5 separate regions of the Homo sapiens genome follow, and all the other regions are linked to region 4. A link is an interaction called in ENCODE POLR2A ChIA-PET data of the cell type or tissue named here. Cell type or tissue: MCF 10A. All regions are shown on one strand. Region 1 overlaps TJP1 (tight junction protein 1). Region 2 overlaps TJP1 (tight junction protein 1). Region 3 has its middle 95 kb from the start of TJP1. Region 4 holds the start of TJP1 (tight junction protein 1). Region 5 overlaps TJP1 (tight junction protein 1).

Region 1 (5,000 bases), 85 kb before region 4:
AATACACAGGACAGCCCCTAAAACCACATTATTTGGTCCAAAATGTCAACAGTGCCAAGGCTGAGAAACCTGGCTCTAAGTGAAAATTGTATCACAGAAAAAATGGAGTTTTCTCTTGAATTAATGCTAATAAACATCTGAGTGTATTGCTTAGAAACATCAGTACAAAATCTGAAAGCTGCTCATATATACTTTTGTATGGTTCTGATGGCTAATAAATCAACACTTTCTATCACTTGTAAAGGGTTGGATGGCATTTTATTTAAATTAGAATACTATAAAGGTTAGTCCTATTAGCATGCTCTGCTAATGAGAATCATCTGAAATTCTGTGCTCCTAAATGACTTAGAATTACATAACTTTCTTTGAGATTAACAAATTCATTCATCACTCAACTATGAGTGACTTATTTTTTAAAAATGGAATAAATCCCTTTGTAAGTCCTCAAACTCTACAGGTTTATCTCCTCCATTTTCTGACAGCATCTCACCATCCTTCTTCTTCTGAGCCAATATGGTCACTTCTTCTCCTTTAGGGAGGTCAAGCAGGAAAAGGACGGCTTCTTCTCTTATGATATTTGTAAAATCTACGTTGTTTACCTAATAAATAAGATTTCATAAATCATTCTTGGCTGTTTAAGAATATGAAAATAACATACGCAGGACACAGATACTCTCAGTCTACCTAATTTGAAAATATCACATCTTTTTTTTTTTTTGAGACAGAGTCTCGCTCTGTCGCCCAGGCTGGAGTGCAATGGCACGATCTCAGCTCACTGCAACCTCCACCTCCCAGGTTCAAGTGATTCTCCTGCCTCAGCCTCCCGAGTAGCTGGGATTGCAGGTGCCCACCACCACACCCAGCTAATTTTTTTATATTTTTAGTAGAGATGGGGTTTCACCATGTTGGGCAGGTTGGTCTCAAACTCCTGACCTCAGGTGATCCGCCCGCTTTGGTCTCCTAAAGTGCTGGGACTACAGGCATGAGTCACCACACCCGGCCGAAAATATCACATCTTTTAAGACCAAAAACTTTATTTTACTTTGGAGAAAAGAATACACTCTAATTTTAAAAAAACAGAAACAAATAAAGTGAGTTAAAGGTATAAATTTATTTAAATAGTATTCAGTGTGTCCTGACATTAAAGATCTGTGTAAAATTTAACCAGTTTAGATGAAAAAAGGTAACTTTTTACAAGTTGCTGAGAAAAAAAATCAAAAGAAAATGGGACTAAAAAGACAATCTGCACTGTAGCAACCCTGTAAGAGCATCTGTGTAATGCAGGCTCAGTGTTTGCCAAGTTAATATTTACTTCTATTAGAAGCTTCTAAATGCCAAAATGAACTTATTAAAATGTCACCAGTGACTGTGTGCAGGATTACAGGCAGGTTTTCTTCTTTCCACCTTTTGGAAATTTTCCAGATTAAAAAAGAAAAAAAAAAACCCTAGAAACAAAAAAACCTGACACGCACCACTTACTTTTATGATACAAAACAAAAGTGAACTATTAAGAAACATTTTTTAGCCAGGCGCAGTGACTCATGTCTGTAATCCCAGCACTCTGGGAGGCCAAAGTAGGTGGACTGCTTGAACCCAGGAATTTGAGACCAGTCTGGGCCACGTGGTGAAACCCTGCCTCTACAAAAAATACAAAAATTTGCCACGTGTGGTGGCTAATGCCTGTGGTCCCAGCTACTCAGGAGGCTGAGGGGAAGAATGTTTGAGCCTAGGTGTTTAAGGCTGCAGTGAGCCGTGATCACACCACTGCATTCCAGCCTGGGTGACAGTGAGGCGCTGTCTCAAGGAAAAAAAAAAAAAAAAAAGAAAGAAACGTTTAAAAAAATGTATGCCCTGATTACTTCAAAACAGGGTTAAGAGATGGGTAAGAAAATAGGTCTCTTTACTTTCCTTGGTATAGTGAACGTTATTATACATGTTGTATTTAAATGTTTTTGACCTAACTTGATTGACAACAATGTAAACATCATCAGAAAGAATGACCATATCAGATCAGATGGAAATAGGTCTGAAGTCACCATGATGCCTTGACTTTTTGACATGCTAAGTTTGAAGGGAAAAGGAGGAGGATTCAATGAGAAAATGACAGAGCTCAGGAAATTGCTAAGTGAAAAGACTTTGATTACGAGCTGCTCACTTGAGCAACCAAACCCAAGAAAGAGGCAGTGTAGCAAGAGAAGCAGAGAGTTACCAACATTCTCCAAGTTTTAAAAGTATCAGTAAAGAGGCAGGAAAAGAATAAAAAAATGTACCAGAATGGCAGTATTATGGAATCTAAGGAAAAAAGTACTTCAAAAAAGATTAAGACAGTCAAAACGCTGCTAAAAAATAAAGGAAAATGAGGCTTGAGGATGACATTAACTCAGCAATGGCTTATTGAAAACTGAGCTTCAGTGTGGTGAAGGTGGAAGCCAGGCTGCAAAACTGTATGACCACAATGATTGAAAAGAAAACAGGCAAGGGCCTCAACCACATCCTTCAACAAGTTAAACAGCAAAAAAGGACAAATAAGACAGTGGAAGATAGATGAAGAACCAGTGGAGAGAGAAAGACAAGAAAGTGAACAAAGCTACAAGATTCTGGAGCAGACAGGAGGCTGAATCCAGGACACTGGCAAGAGGCAGGCTGAGTACAGAAAGAGACCAGAATAGAGAGGCCACGGCAAAGACTTTGTGGTAGAGAAGCAGAATAAATGTAGGAGCTCACAATGGACAGATACCTTCTGATTAAAATGGGACATAGTTTAATCTAGCAAATCAAATGGAGGTTTGGATATTTTAAAAAGAAACAGGAGACAGATTAAGATGGTACTATGTCACTAGGTGAAACCGTTTATGGGGAAGGAAGGGAGGACTCTATAGACTCTACTGATACTCTGCATCTAACCTGGGCTTTCCTGATTTGTGTAACTAATCCTGTCTCTTGTGGAGTATGAAGTTTCAAAGCCAGGCAGCTTACACATTTGCCTTTGATGTGAATTCCATCTCCCTGTGTCTGAGCCATTATCTGGGGTTAAAAAGGTCCCAGAGGTTGTGTGGATTGCTTCAAGATGACTCATATGGGAGAGGAACACTTGATGTTGCTTGCTGCCAAGTTGTGGCCCATGGCAGAGTCCTGCCAGTCTGAATGTTTAGTTGAACTTCCAAAGACTACCTGGTAGATATTATCATCGGGATATAAGACTTATTTTCTTTTATTTCCATGAACACGAGTGGTAGAAATGAAATGTTACATTCTTTACTAACACAAAATATAGCAGTAAACAAGAGCAAGATACAAGAATGGGAAGTGAGAAGTCCAGCATAAGGTAGACCTGATGGATTTTGACTTTCAAAGTTTAACTGGCTCAATGGAGACTGCTTACAGATTACAATCTAATTACAATAGTAAGCTTGTTGTTTGATACCTTTTTCTGGTGATCCAAATACTTTTTAACCCACATAAGTTGCAATACTGACATACCCTGAGAATTTGATCACCTTCCTCTAAGCCTTCCTTGGCTGCAGGGCTATCTTCTAGAACGCCAGCTACAAATATTCCAACATCATTTCCACCAGCCAGCCGCAAACCCACACTATCTCCTTTTCTGAATTTTACCAATTTCATGCTGGGCCTGTTAAAACAGATATTTCATTTGAAACAGTTAAGAAGAGCTTAAAACGTTATAGCAATCACTACAGTGAAAACTATATTCAGAATTAAATAAAGAACCATCATTTCTAAAACTTCTCTCATACCACTATTTTACTAAATAAAATTTAGTGTTAGAATTCAAATCAGACTTAATAACACTATTTTCTGATTAACAGTTTTGGAATATTCAAATTTAATATGCAAGTACTATTTTACATAACTAATTTATAAAATTACTTTGTAAAACAATGTTTTCTCAACTCTCAAAGAGTTATGGTACATTCCAAATGGCTAAAAACATCTTCCATTTTTTCCACCCCAATTCACACATCATTTCTATTAATAACTGAAAAGTCAAATTTTTTAAAATAAAGGTAGAAATTGAAGTATAAATTGGCTAATTTTCCTAACACGATGGACTCAAAATAAGGCTCCAAGCATTGTGATTTCTACATGTAACAGAGAGTGATTTTTAAAAAAACTTTGCAGTTGGTGGAGTCTTTCAGTAGTTCACAGAGTAGTTCACTTACTCTGCTGCCCCTCTGAGTTTTACAATACAAATCATATAGTCATTCAGCCTTTCTACATTAGCCCCATATCCATTCTGTCCCTTTCTAGTTCTCTGAATGGAAAAAAAAAATAATGCATACACACCCACCTCTAGCATCAGTGTAGTGTTGAAACCTTGTGACATTCCTTAAAACAAATACTAAAGGATGCCTTCTAAGAACTGACTGGATAGAAACAGACTGTAATTAAAAATTACCCACTATATTTCCCTTCTAGGGATTCATAAGTACTCTCACATTCCTAGCAAGAAAATACACTATTTTACCTATTCTGACAAGAAGTGTAGAAAAAAATCCCTATACTCTTTATTATGTAATACTAACCAAATTATTAGAAACTAATAGATAACAATAACAACAACAACAACAAAAAGTCAAATAAATGAATGAAATGTGTTGAGGAAGGAGAGATTTCTAGTCTCTTTAAGCCAACTAAAGAGATCGCCTTAACTTTCAGAACTTACTATTTATTCATTTCTGATTGGGTTACCTGACCTGGAACTAACATCAGCTAGTCATAAAAGTAAGAGCCTGAGAAATCAGATGAGGTCTCTCACTGGCTGGTGGCATCCTTGATCCCTCCATGAAACTATTTACCAGCTTTACTACAAATGGTCCAAGCCCCTTGGTTGTAGTGGTATCCTAGCCAGGTCAAAAGCATTCTCATAGATTCCTCTCCTAAACCCATTGTACTGAAACCTCTTTAAATATTTCCTCAAAGTCCTTAAGACTCCAGGTCTCAGTTGGGTGTGGCAGCTCAAGCCTATAATGCCAGCACTT
Region 2 (5,000 bases), 74 kb before region 4:
AATATCAAACTGGCATGAGAAAATTTGCAGTCATTCCTAAACAAAAACTGAAATAAGCAATATAATTATGAAAGAAACTATTTTCTAAAACCAAGAGCAAACATCCTATCAAATAGTGAAATGCTGAATGTATTTACACTATTTACACCAAACTCAGTAACAGGACAGTGATACCTGTGAACACTACTGTTATTCACTCTGATTTTGAAGACCCAGGTAGTATAATCACGAGCTAATGGTCCCAAAATATTGAAAAAAAAAAAAAAACTTAATGAATATTAAAGACTACTGAAAAATTTCCTGAATTAAGATAATTTTAATTACATAAAAAAATCTTTTGTCAATATCGTCAACAATCAGATGGAAATGAAAGGGAAAAAATAACACCAGTAACAAGAACATTAAACATTCTAAAACTTTAGACTGGGGGAAGCCTTTGCAAGTAGGATAGAAATTCGGAAGCCATAAAGGCAAGATAAAAATATCTGACAAGATTAAAAACTTTTACTTGCACAGGAAAAGATATTATAAAGACTTACATTTGAAACACAGCTATATCAGTAATCTGGTACTAGCCATTAAAAATTTTGAACAACACAAACACACTCTTTAAGGACTTTAGAAATAAAATGCACCAGCACAGTACATGAAATCAGGTACGAAGGTGCTTACTGCCATGTTTTCGCAGGCAAATACCTAGAAACAAGATGTCCATAATACGGAAAGTTTCTTATCAAAAGAATAAACTGGATGTTCACCTTGTATTGTTCAACTGAAATAATTTAGCTGAGTAATAATTCAAATCCTGATCTCTTAATTATTAAAAGAAAAACCCAAACCCTATATATGATACCAAATGTCAGTACGAGTCTGGAGAATGGCTTAATTCAAGAAGAGTGAGAACTGGGGGTGAACTGGGGGTGAAGTGGAGTTGGTGGATTTGATCTATTTCACTTGTTCTAATAAGCATGCATTGTTTGTAAAAGACTATTAAAATTAGGTGTAATGAAATAGAATGATATGTACAGACATGAAAACTTTAAAACGGCTGGGCGCAGTGGCTCACGCCTGTAATCCCAGCACTTTGGGAGGCTGAGGCGGGCGGATCACAAGGTCAGAAGATCGAGACCATCCTGGCTACGGGTGAAACCCTGTCTCTACTAAAAATACAAAAAAAATTGGCTGGGCGTGGTGGCGGGAGCCTGCAGTCCCAGCTACTCTGGAGGCTGAGGCAGGAGAATGGCGTGAACCCGGGAGGCGGAGCTTGCAGTGAGCCCAGATGGAGCCACTGCACTCCAGCCTGGACGACAGAGTGAGACTCCGTCTCAAAAAAAAAAAAAGAAAGAAAATAACTTCAAAACAAAATGCCAAATAAGACACACAGATTACAGAATACATATAGCAGGATACCATATAGCTATTTAAAAACTTTTCTCTAAAATATAAACAGACATGTTTGCACATGCCCATGTACAGACAAGCAACAGATACCAAATAAGCAACAGTGGTTCACCTTGGAGGGAAAAATAGCCAAAATAGTAGCCAAGAGGAATTTTACAGTTATCTCTACTATTTCAACTTTTACAAAAATTTACTTATTATAATAAAGATTGAAAAAATATATTTAAAATTATTTTTAAAGACTAACTTTAAACATAAAATTTGGTTTTATTAACGTATATTATTAGTAGTCTCTTTTCAGGAAAAGGTTTCTTTCTATGTTGTCTTCCTGAAGGAATAAAAAATAAGTACTTTGCATAGTTTCTATTTTTGTATTCTTTTAACCATTCTGTGGAGGTGTATTCTACTTTTAAGTTGGTATATTCTTAATGAGCTGCACTGAAGTAGAACAATCTTTTAGGAAAAAAAAAAAAGCCAAGATATTTTCTAGCTCAAACAAGGATGAGCTACTTTTAAATTGGAAAAGATTGGCCGGTTAAATATGCAAATGATGTTTAACATGAAACATCACTCCTGTAATCCCAGCACTTTGGGAGGCCGAGGTCGGTGGATCACCTGAGGTCAGGAGTTCGAGATCAGCCTGACCAACATGGTGAAAACCCCTCTCTACTAAAAAAACAAAAATTAGTTGGGTGTGGTGGCACGCACCTGTAATCCCAGATACTTCGGAGGTTGAGGCACAAGAATCGCTTAAACCTGGGAGGCAGAGGTTGCAGTGAGCCGATATTGCGCCACTGCACTCCAGCCTGGGCAAGACAGCGAGACTTTGTCTCAATAAATAAATAAATAAATACAATAAATTGTAAAAGATCAAAATTTTTAGCCATTACTTGTGTAATAAAATATCACAATTAGCTAAGTATAAATCAACAAAATTAAGCTCTATCCCCAAATTGTGCTGTGCTCCTCAGATTAAAAGGGAAGTGCAAAATAGTAAATTATCCCTGCATTGTTTGCATTAAAAAATATGATTAATATATTATAAATACAAAATTATTTTTAAAAAGAGAAAAGTGAAAAAATAAGTTAAAATGAGTATTTTTAAAGAGAATGAGTTACCCACAAAATTTTAATAGTTCTACAGATTTCTATTGCTCTGTACAAAGCAGAATTTGTTTAGAAAAGGTAAGAATTCCAATTAATTTTCTTCTTTCTTGTAACTGATCAAAACTTCTAAAAATTAAAATGTGATTAACAGACATTACCATCTTGGTATTTTAACTTACAATATTTTAACTCAAATGCTCTCCTCAATGATAAACGATAGGTCGTCATTGGCTATACATGTAGGGCTCTTGCTCCATATATCACACAAAACTTCTGGGAGTATTTTTATCTTTGGCCAATTTGCATACCCCATTGCTAATTACCTTTTTGTCCTGTGATACAATCATTATAACATTAAATGCAATTAGCCTTCCAAAACAACATTTCACATAAATGGGACTCACACCATTCTATTCAATTTTTCATACAATTAATATTTGAAATATTAGCTTTTGTTAGTGCATTTCCATTATCTACCAAAAGATGGAGGCATTTTTCAATAATACATAAAGATCTAGAACAGTACTGTTTAAGAGAATTATAAAATGAGCTGCTTACGTAATTAAAAATTTTCTAGAATCCATGTTAAATAAAATAAGGCGAAATCAATTTATAAATTTTATTACTCAATGTATCTAAAGTAGTATTTCATCATCTAAGTTATTAATGAGGTATTTTACATTTTTTGCATACTGTGTTTTCAAAATCCAATGTGCATTTCACACTAACAATACACCTCGATTTGGACTGGCCACATTTCAAATGTTGAACAGTGACATGTGGCTACTGGCTATGGTGTTGGACTATGCAGATCTAGAGTTACAGCACAAAATAAAATAATCAACTTTTCCAAACATTAAAATGTTCTTTCACAAGCAAATGTGACTATGAAGTCAAGATAAAATCTGAATTTACACATGAAATTAGTCAACAATCAGTGGCAATTATTGAAAGAAATTGTGAGGTTGTGATAATGAATCACATTTTTCCCAAACCTTCCTAATTCTTTTTTTTTTTTTTTTTTTTTTTTTTTTGAGTCAGGGTCTCAATGTTGCCCTGGCTGGAGTGCAGTGGCACAATCATACTTCACTGCAGCCTCAACCTCCCAGGCTCAAGCAATCCTCCCACCTCAGCCTGCAAGAGTAGCTGGACTACAGATGCGTGCCACCATACCCTGCTAACTTTTTCTACTTGTTGTAGAGATGGGGTTTCGCTATGTTGCCCAGGCGAGTCTCGAACTTCTGGGTTCAAGTTATCCTCCTACTTCGGCTTCCAAAAGTGCTGGATTACAGGTGCAAGCCACCATGCCCAGCCCTTCCTCACATAATTCTATCCTAATGGCTCTCCATATTTAAGCTTAAAAATGTGTGTGTGTGTGTGTGTGTGTGTGTGTGTGCGCGTGTGTGCGCGCGCGCGTTTGCTATTATGAGGAAAGCTTTCTATAAAAATTATGTGTTCGGAGTCAGGTTCATGTTTACGTATTCCAGCTCCTGGTAGCCTAGAAGGAAACTTTGGGCATTTTAAGGTACCTCAAGATCCTCTTATGGGCACTTTTGCTTTTCCCCAGAAGGGTAAGACGAGTTTCTGTTGTTTTTTTTTTTTTGTATTAACTTGCACGTATTAATCTAAAGGTAATGACCTTGTTATCTGGAGGCTATGAGCTAGTTGAAAGCTCTAGACAAGACAGCTGACAAAGATGGACTGGAAAGGAGTCTCTGAGAGAGATTTTATAGGTCACATGAACGGACTCACTGTTAAGCAGAGCCTACTTTAGGTCTTACCCAATCAAATGTGTGACCAGTGTAGCCGATTAATACACACTCAATTAGATTAGCAAGGAGTAACATGCTGTTTCAAGTAAAAAACTTTGGTTGTGAAATTGCAGCTGTTTGGAGCCATTTAGTAGAGGCAGAGGGCATGCAGCATGGTCAGTACAGGGTCCTGGGGAGACGCTGTAGGAGAGAAGGTGCATCCCCTCAGCATGCTCCTGCAGTGCCCAGCATCCTAAAGTACTCGGTGGCCAGCAGCCTGCTCCAGAGACTCTCTCAAACGGTTCTGTTGTGTGAAGTCTCCCATGAGATACCTCCCCAGCACATGGGAGTACAAATACCATGCAAGTTCGTCTGGTGACATACCACAGCAAATTCTCGGCCACTCAGTGAGCACCGTTGTTCCCTTTCCAAGAAGGCCAGATCTCAGCCCTGAGGATGAGTGAGTGGGAGCCTCTTCCTTTGGCACTCTATCTCAGCACCAAGGAGAGTAGCTGCTCCTTCTATCTGTGGTTCTTTTGTGCTTTGTTTTTGAGACGGAGTCACGCTCTGTCACCCAGGCTGGAGTGCAGTGACGCAATCTCGGCTCACTGCAACCTCCGCCTCCTGGGTTCAAGTTATTCTCCTGTCTCAGCCTCCTGAGTAGCTGGGATTACAGGAGCATGCCACTGTGTCCGGCTAATTTTTTTTTTTTTTTGAGACTGAGTCTCGGTCTGTCACCCA
Region 3 (5,000 bases), 97 kb after region 4:
ATTTTTTTTGAGATTCTGTTTACTGGCCAACTACTATAAGAATTAACCAAAAACCTAATGATTCCCCAATTCCTCTTCTACATAAATTTAACAACCTCCCACTGTCAGCCAACATCACTCCCATTACCAGTTAAACTCCCTTCCAACTGGAAAATCATTGCTCTGTTACTGGTCTTTATCAAAGATGATTTCCAAACCATACAATCTCATTTACTGTGATGTAGATTTAGCTTTACTTGTTAAAAAGGATTTTATACTAAGATTTAAACCTTAACCATTGCCAAATCTTCCTTCAGTTTGCCCAGTAAGATTTCATACAACCTAGAAAAGAATTTAGAGCCTGAATAAATATATGAAGTGCTCTAGCAAAGCACTTTCTTAGTGTTTGTCATCAATTATATTCCAGTTGCAAAATTTTAGATATTGAAGATCATTTCAAAAAACTTTTAAAATTAAAATTTGAATGCAAAGTATGTAGCTACTTTCTTTGTTTTGGTATATGGCAATGTAAGATACTAGAGAGTAAAACATTCAAGTTGTAACTACTGAAATTAAATTTGATAAGAAACTTGTCCTTTTATTGAATAATTACTTTATTCATGTTTTTTGAAAAATGTATTCAGTTGGAGGAGCTGTCCTCTTTTTAAAACTGATGCTTTAAAATCCACGTTATAAAAACATTACTAGGCCAAGGCGGGCGGATCACCTGAGGTCAGGATTTTCAGACCAGCCTGGCCAACATGGTGAAACCCCGCCTCTACAAAAAATACAAAAATTAGCCGGGCGTGGTGGCAGGCACCTGTAATCCCAGTTACTCGGGAGGCTGAGGCAGCAAAATCACCTGAACTCGGGAGGTGGAGGTTGCAGTGAGATTGCGCCACTGTACTCCAGCCTGTGCGACAAGAGCAAGACTCTGTCTCAAAAAAAAAAAAAAAAAAAGATCATAGCTCTTTCTTCAGTGTCTTAAAATATCAATATATTAGTATATAATATATCTCTAGCATTTTTGTAAGGTCTCAGAAGCCCTATGAAATGCTCTGGGTTGGCACTTGATCTTTACACACAGGATTCAACATAACAGAGCAACTTGAGAAGACAGAACTGGATTTCCTGAATGGGTAATGAGCTCCTTTACATTTAATTCACTGGAGGCTAACATCATCCTTAATTAAAAAAGAAAAAAAAAGGTACTATTAAAATTACATTTACTTCCTACAATAGAAAGCCAAAATGGAAACTACCAGAGCTTCATGAATTTTAAAGCCCTACGCAAACGTTGTTGCACAAACACAATTTCCTCTAGTCCTAGAAGTTTTGCTCAAGTTGTATTAGCTCCATACAACCTGACCTACTTGTTCTAAAATATTTGGTTGCAATTCAAAGATGGGATTCTTTCTTATGGATCCCACATTTATAGAGCAAATGTACCTAAATGTTAATATATGTTCATCATAAATTAGATTAAAAACTAACTCAAGTTAATTTTAGTATGTCATTATACAGTATTAACTAAACAATTAGGATAAACCACTACAAAACAGTGAGCTGTGACATCATAGAGCCATTTCCTTTCAAGCCCTACCCTTAATCCACTCTTCCACCTGCCAATACACACACATGCACGTGTGCACATACGCACACAGAACCCCCCCTCCACCACCACCTTTCATGGTGTATTTTTCAACCCCTTTAGAGAATTGACAAGGATAGAAGACATTTAAGATTAAGGTCCATAAAGTATTCATTATTGTTGTTTTCTGCTTTCTTTAAGAACTGTCTCGTCCTATCAGGACACACAGCTATGCTAGCTCAGCTGTAAACAAAAGGATACGACCTTGAAGGTGTCTATAGCTCACTGGTTTTAGATGCCGACTCCACATCTTCATCACAGCTCCTAGGTGGTGGCTGCACTGATGTGTACAATAAGATAAACTGAATCGCTAGCTGAAATAAGCATTTTGAATTTTCATTTGTATGTGAGTGGATTCAAAAGATTAAAGTGCTATATCCATAATTACATGCTCACTACTATTAAAAATACCTAAGCTAACTTCTAATTAAAAGGGTGGATAGTACATGTGTATTACCTCCTCTCCCTCCTGAACCCCTGCCAAAAACAATATATAAGGCCACAAAGAAGAAAAGATCCAAGTGAACAAGAGATGCAACACTTTTCAGAAGATGGAAAATGAATACAGAAGTAGTTATAGGATGAGAAATAGCAGAGGCTACAGAGGGGAAGACCACACAGAAACAAATTTGCTCTGCAACCCAGGCTCCAGGCTTAGGGGAGCAGGACCCAACCACAAAGGGAATAGTAGGGTGGGTGTAGGGCTGAGAACAGGGGAGTGAATGAATGCCAGCATATGCAACACTTGGATCCCCAGATCCTGCACAGACACTTTCTCCCCTGACCTGCAGAGACAGTTTCTCCCAGGAAAAGAGCTGGCTTGCTCAAGAGCTTCCAATTTGCTTCCTAGTGACTCACTGGGTTTTCTGGTGGTAAAATACACATAACATAAAATTTACCATGTTAGCCATTTTAAAATAAACAGTTCAGCGACATTAAGTATACTCACATTGTTGTGCAACCGTCACCCCCATCCATCTCTGGGACTTTTTCATCTTCCCAAACTGAAACTCTGTACTTATCAAACACTAACTCCTCACTCCCTCTTTCCCCCAAACCCCTGCCATTCTACTTTCTTCTCTATGACTCTGTCTACTGTAGGTACCTCATGTAAGAAGAATCATCCAGTATTTGTCCTTTTATGACTGACTCACTTCACGCAGCATAATGTCCTCAAGGTCCATCCATGTTGTAGCATGTGTTAGAGTTTCCTTCCTTTTTAAAGCTGAATACCACTCTATAGTATGAATATACCACATTTTATTTATCCATTCATCCATCAGTGGGCACCTGGGTTGCTTCCACCTTTTGGCTATTGCGAATATCGCCGCTATGAAATTGGGTGTACAAATACATCTTTATATCCCTGCTTTCTAGTGATTCACTCTTACATGTGAACAGATAACTAAGGATCAGAGGACTTTTTAGGAAAACTTCCCAACGTTAAAGACAGAAACCAAAATAAATAAGGAGGAAGGGCTCTTGAAAATTAAAATGGTATAGGCCAGGAGCAGTGACTCACGCCTGTAATCCGAGTACTGTGGGGGACCAAGGCGGGTGGGTTGTTTGAGCTCAGGAGTCCCAGACCAGCCTGGGCAATGTGGCGAAACCCCATCATTACAAAAAATTACAAAAAAATTAGCCAGGTGTGGCGGCACATGCCTGTAGTTCCAGCTACTCGGGAGGCTGAGATGGGAGGATCACCTAAGCCTGGGGAGGTCGAGGCTGCAGTAAGCTGAGATTGTGCCACTGCACTCCTGCCTGGGTGACAGAGTGAGAACATATCTCAAAAAAAAAAAGTATAAATAAAAAAGGTTAGATGGGTTGGAAAATAAAGTCATAGAACTTTCCCAGCAAATAGCGTAAAAAGAGAGATCAAACATAGTAGAGAAAAGATAATAATCAATGAAGATGGTCCAACAGCAAATTTATAGGATTTCTAGAGAGAAGAAAGGTGTTTATCAAATAAACTACGGGAGATATTTCCTCCCAAAACGATATTGGTATCCACATTCAAAGGGCCTTCCAAGAGGCTTGCAAAGATGAAAATAGACCATACAAGGCACATCGTGGTGAAATGTCACCATGCCGGGAATAAAGACGCTAAAACCTTCCAGAGCAAAAAGCAGGTCATGCAAAGGTTTGGGACACAGAATAGTATCAAAGGTCTCAATAGCAACATTCAGATGCTAGAGTAGAACAATGTTTTTCAAATTCAGAGAACAATACCTTTTAAGCTAGAATTCTGTACCTAAGCAAATCATGAATCAAAAAAGAGGCAAACAAGGTCTCCATCAGAGGAGAGGAGCAGAAAAGTCCCAGGAACAGGGGCAGCAGGCCCAGAGGGCATTAGGTTGGTGGGCACAAGGGCACAGGAGATGAAAGCTTCTGGCCTCACACTATGGGTCTGTAGCTTTGTTTCTGATTGATTCATGCAGTCATACAACAGTGTTTTTTGTCTATTATGTATCAGGCACTCTTCCCTTCTAAGTGCTGGGAACAGAGGTGAAAAAAACAAAAGTTCCTGTCCTGGTGCAGTTTTCATTCTAAGGCGGGAGAGGGACGATAAACAAATATACCTTGTTAGGTAATGTCCTATGAGGAAAATAAGCAGGGAAAAGGGATAGGGTGTAACCAGGTGGAGTGCTAGACTGGAAAGACCAGAGGTGACCTTGGAGACCTGAGTGCAGTGAGGGAGAGAGCCCTGGGCATTTTGGGGGTCTGGAGAGAGAGCTCTTAGGCAGAGGGACTTCAGGACCAGCTGCCCTCATCAGCCTGGCCTCCTGACAGGCATTCTCCAATGGACAAGATTTTCTCTTGCTCCCAGCCTGTTCATTTCTTCTGGACCCTCTGGGAAACAACTCTGCCTGGAGGCAGATGGCAGGGCTAAGCAGCCCCAATTACCACATGGCTGGGGCCCTATTGGGCCAGTCCTCTTTCCCCTTCCCAGTGGGGGAGATGACACAAGACTCTGCAAGAGAGATGGGACCCCAGAAGACAGAAAGGATGCAAGTGGTTGAGTGCTAAGGTGGTAAGTCCAGGCCCTGAAGCCATCTAGGCAGACACAACATCTGACACTTACACTGCTCTTTCTGTGCATTTTCACAAGCAAGAGAGGCAGAACAGGTACCACCATCATGCACAGATGCCGAAACTGGGGCACTGCCAGGTAAGGAACCTGCCCAGGGTCACAGAGCCTGTTAGTTACAGTACGAACTCTCACTGGGGCCTGCTTCAGAGACCAGTGCTAGGTCAAAACCAAACGTAAACATGTTTTTCTTGTTACTTTTCATGTTTTCCATACAGGTAAAAATAAAGCCCAAGTTGTAAGTGGTTCATGAGAACAGAAGATCTTTTTATTTAGCATTTC
Region 4 (5,000 bases):
GTGCTCGCCACCAGGCCCGGCTATTTTTTTTTTTTTTTTTTTGTATTTTTAGTAGAGACGGGGTTTCACCATGTTGGTCAGGCTGGTCTTGAACTCCTGACGTCGTGATCCGCCCCTCCTGGCCTCACAAAGTGCTGGGATTACACCGCGCCCGGCCACGTTTTTTCCTTCATTACTTTTTGTTTTTGAGACGGAAGCTCACTTTGTCGCCCAGGCTGTAGTGCAGTGGCCCCGATCTCAGCTCAATGCAACCTCCGCCTTCCAGGTTCAAGCAATTCTCCTTCCTTAGCTTCCCAAGTAGCTGGGATTATAGGCACGCGCCACCATGCCCGGCTAATTTTTGTATTTTTAGTAGAGACGGGGTTTCACCATGTTGGCCAGGCTGGCCTCGAACTCCTGACCTCAAGTGACCCACCCGCCTTTATTACTTCTTTAGTATCATGCACGGAGGATTCTTTTCAATCTAGGTACATACATATTTTTAAGTAGTATTCTACATTTTCTTCTATTTTAGAATTTTTATTGCTCTTTGTCATTTAGATTTCCTTTGATTTTTTTTAGCCTATGAGGCAGAAAACATTTTTAAAAAATGGATAACCAATAGTCCTAGCACCATACATTGAACAAGCCACTTTCTCCAATAGTCTACAATATTATTTTTTACCACATATTCGTAGTTTTCCACCTTGCTGGCTAAATGAACTTAAAAGTTATCGTATCTCTGTGTTTCAATTTCTTCACCAAAAAGTAGAGATAATAGTTCACTTCATAGGGTTACTGTGAGAATTAAATAAATTGAGCACTTAGAACAATACCTGACATGCAATAATACTGATGATCATAATTACTAAAAGCCCATAAATGCACAGATGTTTCTGGACCTCCCTGGTTCCTGAACTGACGGGCTGCTTTAAATGACTGTGAATTTCTAACAAGTTTCCTGATACGGCCTTCTTTTTCCAAAATTTTGTCGCTATCATTTTATCATGTAGGTTTTCTTATCAATATGTCAAGTTTTCTACAATACAACACTAGAAGACACTGACTTGGGGAAAATTAGTAAATTCTACAACAGTGACTGTCTCCATCCAGAAAATACATTGTTTCATCTCGTTTATTCAGATCTCACTTTATGTCCTTCATTAAGATTCCAGTAGCTCACCAATATTTGTTATATTTATTTCTAGGTAGTCTTTTTAGAGAAACATTTAGTAGTATATATCAGAATTTAAACTGCACATAGCCTTTGCCTCGGTAATTCCATTTTTAAGAATCTGATATACAGTAATATATGTGTACAGATATAAAAAGGCTACTATTCCAAGAACAAAATCCTGGAAACAAATGTCTATCAAGAAAGCAAAGATAATCTAAACAGCAGCATATTCATAGGATGACAAACTATTCAACCATTATAAAGAAAACCGAATCAAAAGCACTGGCTTATTAGACAAGAGTTTCCCAAACTATCATGCTAAAACAGTAACAGCGAGCTTCCAAATTAATGTTGCCTTTTTTTTTTTTTTTTTCCAAACTGAAAGGAGGGTGGGGAAAACAAACGCATCATATGTAAAGCACTGAGTCCAGCCTGGCTCTTAGTAAGCATTTTAATCACCTTCAAAAATTAAATGTGACTTACGGAAACAGGTCACTGAATATTATTTCATTTCACTTATTCATTTATGGCCTGTTTTGCTCTATATAAAATTCTGAAGTGGCTCCATAATACAGCATCTTAAAAAAAAGCTTTCAACTTGCCCTTTACTCGCAAATGTTTACAATGCAAAAAAGTCCCTACAACGTAATATTTAACGAGTGATGCTTTTCAATATGCCATACAAATCTCAATACTATAATTCAGGAGAAGTACTCCTCCTACCTTACTGTGGCAATCCATTGAAAACGTATTTCTCTCCATACTTGAAATAACCTCTTAAAAAGTGTGTTGTCTTGCATATTAAGTACCAGAGATCACACTTCAGGAACAAAGTGACATTCTGTGTAATACGGAAACAAAGCCTTTCCTCCTAGGAAAGAAAGCCCCAGAAAAGACAAATAATGGGAGCTTATTTTAAAACCAAAGCAAAATGTTGCCTTTTATCCTAAATCTCTGGATCAAGTTTTACCTTTAGATTGTTCTTCCTCAATGTAAGGTCAAAAGGTGCAAGTTAAATTTTTCTTAAACGAAGAATACTATATCCCTTAAAACAATCTATTCATTAATAAGTGTAACCGCTAGCTTCTCCCAGCCAGCAAACAAGCTTCTGTGAGAGTTCAAAAGTTTCAGAGGCATAGTATTCCTGCTCCCAGATGTTACGGGTAAGCATTTCAAACAAAAATACACACAGAAAACCACTACCTGCCCAAGTATCTCGATACTATTTGAAGTAATGAATTGATATTCTTTAAAGGGGAGATTTTTTACTCCTCACATTTCTGTATTCCTTTGTTTGAAATAACAAGTACTATTTTATGATGAAAAAATTAATATACAAAATGGGAGGAGCATCCTAGCTGTTTTTCAGGAACTTTGGCTTTTTAATGTAATACACAAGTTAGTTTCAAAGCAATGGGAAAATGCAATAATATTTCAGAGCACATAGGAAAAGTAACAGGAAAAACGTTACTTTTTTCGGCTGAACTCACCGGCCTTTACTAATTTTTAAGTGCTCATCTTATTGTCCATTCGTAGGAATACTTTGTATTACTTGTGAAAGTTTAATTCAAGTTAAATTATTAAATGTTAAAGAGGTTATTTTCAAAGTTACCTTAAATAAGTAATACAGCATGAAAGAAAACCCGACCTACTACGCCTCACAGGCTGAGTGGAGTGTTTTGCAGTCTCAAAGCCTTATCGCTGGCGTGCGCATACCGCAGGGAGTGACATCAGATCGAAACTACAGGGTTTCGCCGGGGACCAACCACTCCTCCAAAGACAGCAGCTCCCGGCCAGCAGGAGGTGGCACCCCAAGCCCCGACCCGCTGAGAGCCGGCTTCCAGCCCCCGAACCCTCACTGGAGCCGAGTTTCTCCGCGAGGGACCTGTTGCGTGTCCCCGCCCTCAGCGAGCCGCAGCCAGGCACAGGCGCCGGCAGCTATGCACCTGCCCAGTACGGCGGCCGGGCGCCCGCAGCCCCCTCCCCGGCCGCCCCCAGTGCGGCCCGCGCCGCCCCCGCCCGAGGGGCTCCCCGCGGCCCGCGGCCCGCGGCCCGCGGCCCCGCGCCAGCCCTGCCCACCCCGCCGCCCCGGGGCCCAGACAGCCGCCAGCGAGGGAGGGCGGGACGCGGGCCAGATGCCGGTGGGCGGGCGGCGACGGTCGGCCCGGTCTGGCCCTGGCGGCCGCGGAGGCGCTCACCTTGGCGGCCGCAGCTCTGGCGGACATCTTGTCTCTCTCCAGCGCCGCGCGAGGCTCCTCGGACCCGAAACTCCGCGGCGCTGGCCCGCCCGCTCCTCACGCCACAGCCCAAATAAACATCTCCCGAGAGCGAGCGGGGCACGGGCGGGGGCGGCCGGAAGGGCCCGGCCCAGGGGGAGGGAATTCAACTCGGACAAAAGTCCGGGAAGCGCCCGCCCCGCCCGGGTCTTCTCCACGGGGCGCGCCCGACCGGCACCTCCCTCCGAGCGCGGCCACCCACTCGGCCTCCCGCAGCTTTCGCAGCCCGGCCACGTCGGCCTCGCCCGGTCGCCCGCCCGTCAGCAGCACCCGTGGCCTCCCGGCGTCTCCTCGGAAGCCGGCTTCGCCACGTAACTTCCCGGGAACCGGCGGCCGCCAAGGAACGCGGCGTCCGCTGGCTCAGCCGGCGCCGGCAACTCAGCGGCCACGCAAACCTGCCGGCCCGGCCCACTGAGCATGCCCGGCCCGGCGGGGGCGGGGCTGGACGAGGCGAGGCGAGGCGAGGCGGGGAGGGGGCGGGGCCGCGGCGGGGGAGGGGGCGGGACGAGCGGCCGGGGTCCCGACCCCAAGCGCGGAAGGAAAAGCCGGGTAACCCAAGTAACTTGGAAGACAGTTTCCGCTGCCGTGCGAGTCTTCCTGTTTGTTTTTATCCAAGGTCTGGCAGAATTCGCCCCCAAGGAGAAAGCGCCTGTGCACCAAAGCTTTCCTTAAGAGACTTGTCCACTTGCTCCTCGACAAGCCACGCACATCATGGGGTGAGCCCCATGCATGAGTGCGGCTGGAAAGGCCGGCAGAGCCGATACCCGACAGTTGTTTCCTTCACTGGGCAAACAGCATGGTCACGGCTGTCACCGCGTGCCTCGGCGTTGTTCCCACGGAAGGCGGAATGCATTTTCTGCAAGGCGCGTCATGGCTTTCATCTCCGAGGAGCTCCGGCAGGGTCAGAAGCGTTGCTCTCGTTCACCGGCGCCGACTGCCAAGGCTGAAACTGGTGATGAGGTCATGGGCACCCGGAGGCAGCAGCCTGAGAAACACCCTAGAGACCTGTGACATCTCGGCCCACACCCCACATTAGACCTCAAGATATATCCAAAGTCTCTTTCCCGCCCATCTAGACAGGAATCTTGAAAAGTTTATTTTTGGCCATCAAGATTGCTGAAATTCTTGTTGACCGAACGGGTCAAGCTGCCCTGCATTCCAATGCTGTCCCTCCAACTCAAAGTTGGGCAGAAAAGGGTGTAAACACGTGCAGTCCATGGTCCAGTTTAATCAGCCACTACACAAACTTCCCACAATGTTGACGGCTTTGCTAAACACCAAGGAACATGGTAAGAAACCAATCCTAGACTCACTAATCTACACTTGTAAATGTAAAGGTCTTCAAAAAATGCCAGAAATCCTTAGTAACATCAATGATAACATCTTTAAAGTATCTGGTATAGTGCCACAACCGGCACAGAAGAAATGGAAGAAATCATAAACATCAGGCTTTAGACAATGGTTTTCTCTTTAGAATTCAACTGTATGAAAAGAACAAATTTAACAAAGAAGTATGTGTAGGTGATACATAAGTATCAATTAAGGCTTCGAAGTGCCACACATCTTGC
Region 5 (5,000 bases), 64 kb before region 4:
ACGTACAAAACACGATGACACATGTTTACCTACGTAACAAACCTGCATATGTACCCCTAAACCTAAAAGTCAAAAAAATTAAAAAGAAATTCACTAGTCAGAAGATCGTTACCTCTCCACATTTGAAATAGAAAAAAAAATGCTCATCAATATTAGGATGTTTCAACAATAATTTTTAGCCTATTGGCAAAGTTGCACAGGTTAAGCATCCCTTGCCTAAAATGCTTGGGACCAGAACTGTTTTGGATTTCGGATTTTGGAATATGTGCATCATACTGGTTACCCATTGAGCAGCCCTAATCTGAAAATGCAAAGTCTGAAATGCATTTCCCTTGAGCGTCATGTTGGCACTCAAGTTTTGGATTTTGGAGCATTTTGGATTTTGCACTTTCAGATTACCTACGCTCAACCTGTATGTAAGTTTCAGAGAAAATTAAGCAATATGTGACAGAAACTATATACAGTAAGATGAAATAATATTTATAGTTCTCAAATGCTGACGAAAACAATTATGGAAGGTAGAGGAAAAGGTGTGTAAATAAAAAACTAGATCTTTAATTTAAAAGCTAAGACCACATAAGGATATTTTAATCAACAATGGACCCCACAGACAATAGTGGTCCCTGAAGATTAAAATACTGTAGTTGTACTGTCCTTTCCTACGTTTAAGATACACAAATGCTAACTGCTGTTTCAACTGCCTACAGTATTTGGTACAGTAACCTGCTGTACAGGTTTGTAGCCTAGGAGCAATAGGCTACACCATATAGCCTGGGTGTGTGGCAGGCTCTACCACCTAGGTTTGTGTAAGTACACTCTATGATGTTCACACAAGGATGCATTTCTCAGAAGGTATCCCCATCAAGTGACACGTGACTGCACATTATATGCTCTACCTGCATGTTTATTTGGACTTACTCAGCACTCTTGGAAAACTCCTAATATGGAGTGGATTGTATAGATAAGAGGTTTTGATCCCAAATATATGATCTTAACTTGGCCAAACGTGAATTTAGGCTAAAAATTTCTGATTCAGAAAATTCAATTTTACTGTCATGTATTTGCTGTATCATAAGCTGTATCAATGCTGACACACCTTTTACTTTAGAATTCAGTAGAGGCATTTCTCAGGAGGAACAATGAATGAAGAGATTAAATAACTGTTACAAAGTTTCAATCTTCTGAAAACACTGCTTTTAAGTTTCTCAGAACTAACCATTTTCGTAAAATGGATTTGCTAAATATAAACTGGACTGTTTTTCTATTTGTGAAAACACATTCCCCAAACACTTTAGAAAACAGTTTAGGCCTTAGATGAACTCTGTTGGTTTCAGGGAATGAGTGTAACAAATGTAAATGGGTAGAATGCCAAATGTAAATCTTGACAATCCAAATTTCCCACATTTCAATTTCATCCTGTTAGTCTGAACTTTTACTGTAATAGAATTTTTTCAATATTGTACCTGCTTATGACTAATCATGCTCACTTTTATAAAAATTTATAGAATAAAAAAGGTAAACACCTGTTGTTCCCTCTAACATACAATGTTAGAGGGAAACATAAAATGGGTCTGTTAAAATAGCTGTAAATATGAGGAAGAATACAATCTAACCAAGCAGAGGCCTAGATCATACCCTGCAAATCAAATACTCTCTACTTATGCAGGGACTACAGGAAGATCAGTGAAATCTCTTTTCAATGATACCCACTCAGTAATCACCAAGAAGCAAAGTGTCACCATCAACTGTGGGCTCTCTCAGTATTCCCAGCTCCTACAGCCCAAGTCTTGGCCCAGACTGGGCTCTGCAACAATACTAAGTGAAATACAAAACAAAGCAAACAAGCCCAGCAACAAGCATCAAGTTATAAGAAAACCACTGTAATTATTTTCCCTATGTATATGTATTTTTTGAATTTAAAAACAAAACTATTTTAACATTCCAGACAAAGCATTTGGAAACTTTTTCTGTAATTGACTCCCTTGGCCATATAGTCTCTCTTATAACTTCTTGATTATGCCATTGTGGAATGGGTTTCCAATAAAACTTTACAAAAGGAGGAGGCTGGATTTAGCCCACACAGTGCAGTCTGCCAACTCCAGTTCTAGACAACAGTGAGGATACTTTGTTCATCTAATTATAATGAAGAACAAGCTTGTGTGTTTTTCTCAGAATTCTCTCCATATGTTTGCTCTCTAAGAAAAGAATATCACACAGAGGAACATAAGTAGGTCATGACAACAATGGAACGCTGGTAGATTTTAGTTTCCTGAAGATTAAGTAGTAATTAAGCTATGAAATTTCTTTCTCTACACCAGTAAGGTCAAAGATTTGGGTCAAAGAGCCAACAGTTTTAATCCTGGCCCCAATCCCAGGTCAACAACATAACCCTGGACTTTATTGCAACCTCTCAATTTTAGTTTGCTTAACTATATAGAATGAGGAAATCTCAGAAAATGGTTAAATACAAGCAGATAAGAAAGCACATTTGGAAATTCTAACTTATGATACTATTATTACTACTATGAATCACCATAATAATTACAGTAGCGAACACATGTGCCAGGTATTGTAATAACTAATTTCTCACCATTCTGTAACGTATGACCTGCCTGCTTCACTGCATATGGGGATGCTGAAACACAGAGGTTTCAAGGTTATGCAAGTAACCAAAGGCAGGCTGGGACATGAACCCAGGAAGTCCGGCTCCAAAGCCCTAAGAATTCACTATATTCTATCACTTCTCACAAAATGAAGATGAAGAGGTTATTATTCTCAGCAGATAATCGCACATCCTAAAAATATACAAAAGTATTCAGAAATCTAGGAAGAGAACAGGGCAGGGCTGATGTTTGCCAAGACAGACTTCCTTTTACACTCAAGTGAAACCTTTCTCACAGAGACCAGGTCATTTTTTTATCACTTCTTTAAAGATAATTTACATACAATTTGTAAAACAAAAAGACACTTATACAGCCAAAATTAAATAAAAAAAACAAAAGACTATATATGGAAGTCCTTTAGTGTTTTTTTACACTAGCATTTTACTCTTATAATGTATCTAAGTTGTTTCTCAAAATGCAGGGAATGCTCTAAATTAAAACTCCACAGTTACAGGATTTGAAGATTCAACTTTGGGGTGGAAATGAAACCTTTAAGCAACTGGTACTATTTATATCTTGTCTGTAGGCAGATTACTAAATTTTCAGGAATTAAATTCTCACCACAAAAAATATGAAAAGAACCTGAAGAGATTTTTCCTTCTGTAGTTGAAGTTACCTTTTCTTTTATACACTATACTTTCTAACCATTAGTTCCCACATCTAGCAGTGCACATAAGAGAAAGATGCCAGGAGCTTAAAAACAAAAAAATACAGTTGACCCTTGAAGAGCATGAGATTTAACTGTGTGGGTCCACTTACACTCGAATTTTCTTCCACCTCTGCCACCCATGATACAGAAAGACCAACCTCTCCTATTCCTCAGACGACTAAATGTGAAAACAAGGATGAAGGAAATGAGCAGTGAAGGAAAACGAGGATGAAGACCTTTATGATGATCCACTTTCACCTAATGAACAGTAAATGTATTTTCTCTTATGATTTTCTTATTAACACTTTCTTTTCTTTAGCTTACTTTAAGAATACTGAATATAATACATCTAACCTACAAACTTTGTACTGTTTATGTTATCAGTAAGCTTCCACTCAACAGTAGGCTATTAATAGTTAAGTTTTTGGGAAGTTAAAAATCACAGGTGGATTTTTGACTGTGTGTCGGGGGTGAGAGGGAGGTTTTGGTCCCCCCTAAACCCCAGGTTGTTCGAGGGTCAAATGTATTGCCTGCTTCCGTCTCAGATCAGCTGAAAGCAAGCCCCAGAAGTTTGTATTTTTAAAAGCTCCCATATTACTGGTGCTACCCATGAAAATACTTAAGATACCTAGGAGAAAAAAAAATCACAATATAACACAAAAATAGTAATTTTAGGGGGGAAAAACCCTCCACTTTTAAGTTAAGGTTACAGATTCTAAGTGCTGAGGAACTCTAAATGAAGAAAGTGGACATCAAAAAGAATTTTCTAAGATTGAAAATTTTTTACAATCTAAACTAATGGCCCAACATTTGAGATTTTGATTCAGATTGCGTTATTTAAAAGGGGAAATCATGTCCAAATTACTTAAGCATGGTTTCTAGCTGAGAAATAGATGTTAAAATTACAGCTGCTCCCGTGAATCATCAAAGGTGCTATATCACTGTGTGTGTGTATGTGTTGCGGCAGTAATCCTTTTCCTGATAACAATCTATGCTGTGCCAGGAAGATTTTTAGAATATATTAACTGCAGCAATTAAAAATCATCATCAGTTATAAGATAAGCCAACTTTACACGTAACATGCCATAATATTCCTTTAAAAAATCATTACATCCTTAAAATAAACACCAGGGTTCTCATAATTTATAAATCTAGGTTTGAAATTTAGAAATAATCAGCTTCACAAATACATAAAAACTACAGTAGATACGAATTAGCAACCACATTCATAGCTCTTACAAGTTATCCTCTTCTCTTACTAGTTCCCATTTTAGTAGAATGCGAAACACTTTACAGTTTTAACTACCACTGTCACTGCGGTTTTTTACAAACTTTAAAAAAGCTCTCTCCTGGCTAGGTACGCCTCCCTTTTCTTACTTCTCCCTCGCCTCTTCACCTTCCTAAAAGAACGTGCTCCCTGTTATCCAGTTCTCTGCCTTCTTTCCAAACTGTTTCTCTTAGCAATTTTAGTGACTTCTATGGCTTCAGCTAACACCTCTATGCAAGTTAAGTCTCAATTCAACATCTCTAATCCTAAATCATCTCTTCAGATCTAGACCCAAATTTACTTTTTCTTTCCAGCTTTACTGAGGTCCAATTGACAAATAAACATTGTATCTATTAAAGGTGTACAACAGTGATGTTTTGATATACATATTCAAATGATGACCGAGACCAAGTTAATTAAC

The links. ChIA-PET counts read pairs that join two places held together with the same protein. Peaks named below come from ENCODE experiments on the same cell type or tissue, not always from the same donor. Only the 100,000 strongest peaks of a DNase experiment are listed, where the experiment ranks them.
Region 1: POLR2A ChIA-PET joins it to region 4 with 15 read pairs; 5 of 35 experiments call an interaction of 5 or more read pairs at or near these places.
Region 2: POLR2A ChIA-PET joins it to region 4 with 36 read pairs; 6 of 35 experiments call an interaction of 5 or more read pairs at or near these places.
Region 3: POLR2A ChIA-PET joins it to region 4 with 16 read pairs; 15 of 35 experiments call an interaction of 5 or more read pairs at or near these places.
Region 5: POLR2A ChIA-PET joins it to region 4 with 17 read pairs; 6 of 35 experiments call an interaction of 5 or more read pairs at or near these places.

The regions. Positions count from the first base shown.
Region 1 is chr15:29,733,784-29,738,783 of GRCh38, forward strand. TJP1 (tight junction protein 1) reads right to left here. Exons shown (of 28, transcript NM_001330239.4): 11 at 3,481-3,631; 12 at 491-599. Among named protein-coding and RNA genes, the nearest start is that of LCIIAR, 61 kb to the left of the region's middle. In MCF 10A, no CTCF peak of the experiment used is centred here; DNase peaks (open chromatin) are centred at 1,548 and 3,048.
Region 2 is chr15:29,745,051-29,750,050 of GRCh38, forward strand. The region is part of intron 8 of TJP1 (tight junction protein 1); the gene reads right to left. Among named protein-coding and RNA genes, the nearest start is that of LCIIAR, 73 kb to the left of the region's middle. In MCF 10A, a CTCF peak has its summit at 2,992 (motif pointing right); no DNase peak of the experiment used is centred here.
Region 3 is chr15:29,915,321-29,920,320 of GRCh38, forward strand. It overlaps a transcript of TJP1 not described here. Among named protein-coding and RNA genes, the nearest start is that of TJP1, 95 kb to the left of the region's middle. In MCF 10A, no CTCF peak of the experiment used is centred here; a DNase peak (open chromatin) is centred at 2,481.
Region 4 is chr15:29,818,648-29,823,647 of GRCh38, forward strand. TJP1 (tight junction protein 1) reads right to left here and starts at 3,821. Exons shown (of 28, transcript NM_001330239.4): 1 at 3,355-3,821. The coding sequence starts at 3,381. In MCF 10A, no CTCF peak of the experiment used is centred here; DNase peaks (open chromatin) are centred at 2,914, 3,514, 3,854 and 4,244.
Region 5 is chr15:29,754,445-29,759,444 of GRCh38, forward strand. The region is part of intron 8 of TJP1 (tight junction protein 1); the gene reads right to left. Among named protein-coding and RNA genes, the nearest start is that of TJP1, 66 kb to the right of the region's middle. In MCF 10A, no CTCF peak of the experiment used is centred here; a DNase peak (open chromatin) is centred at 2,647.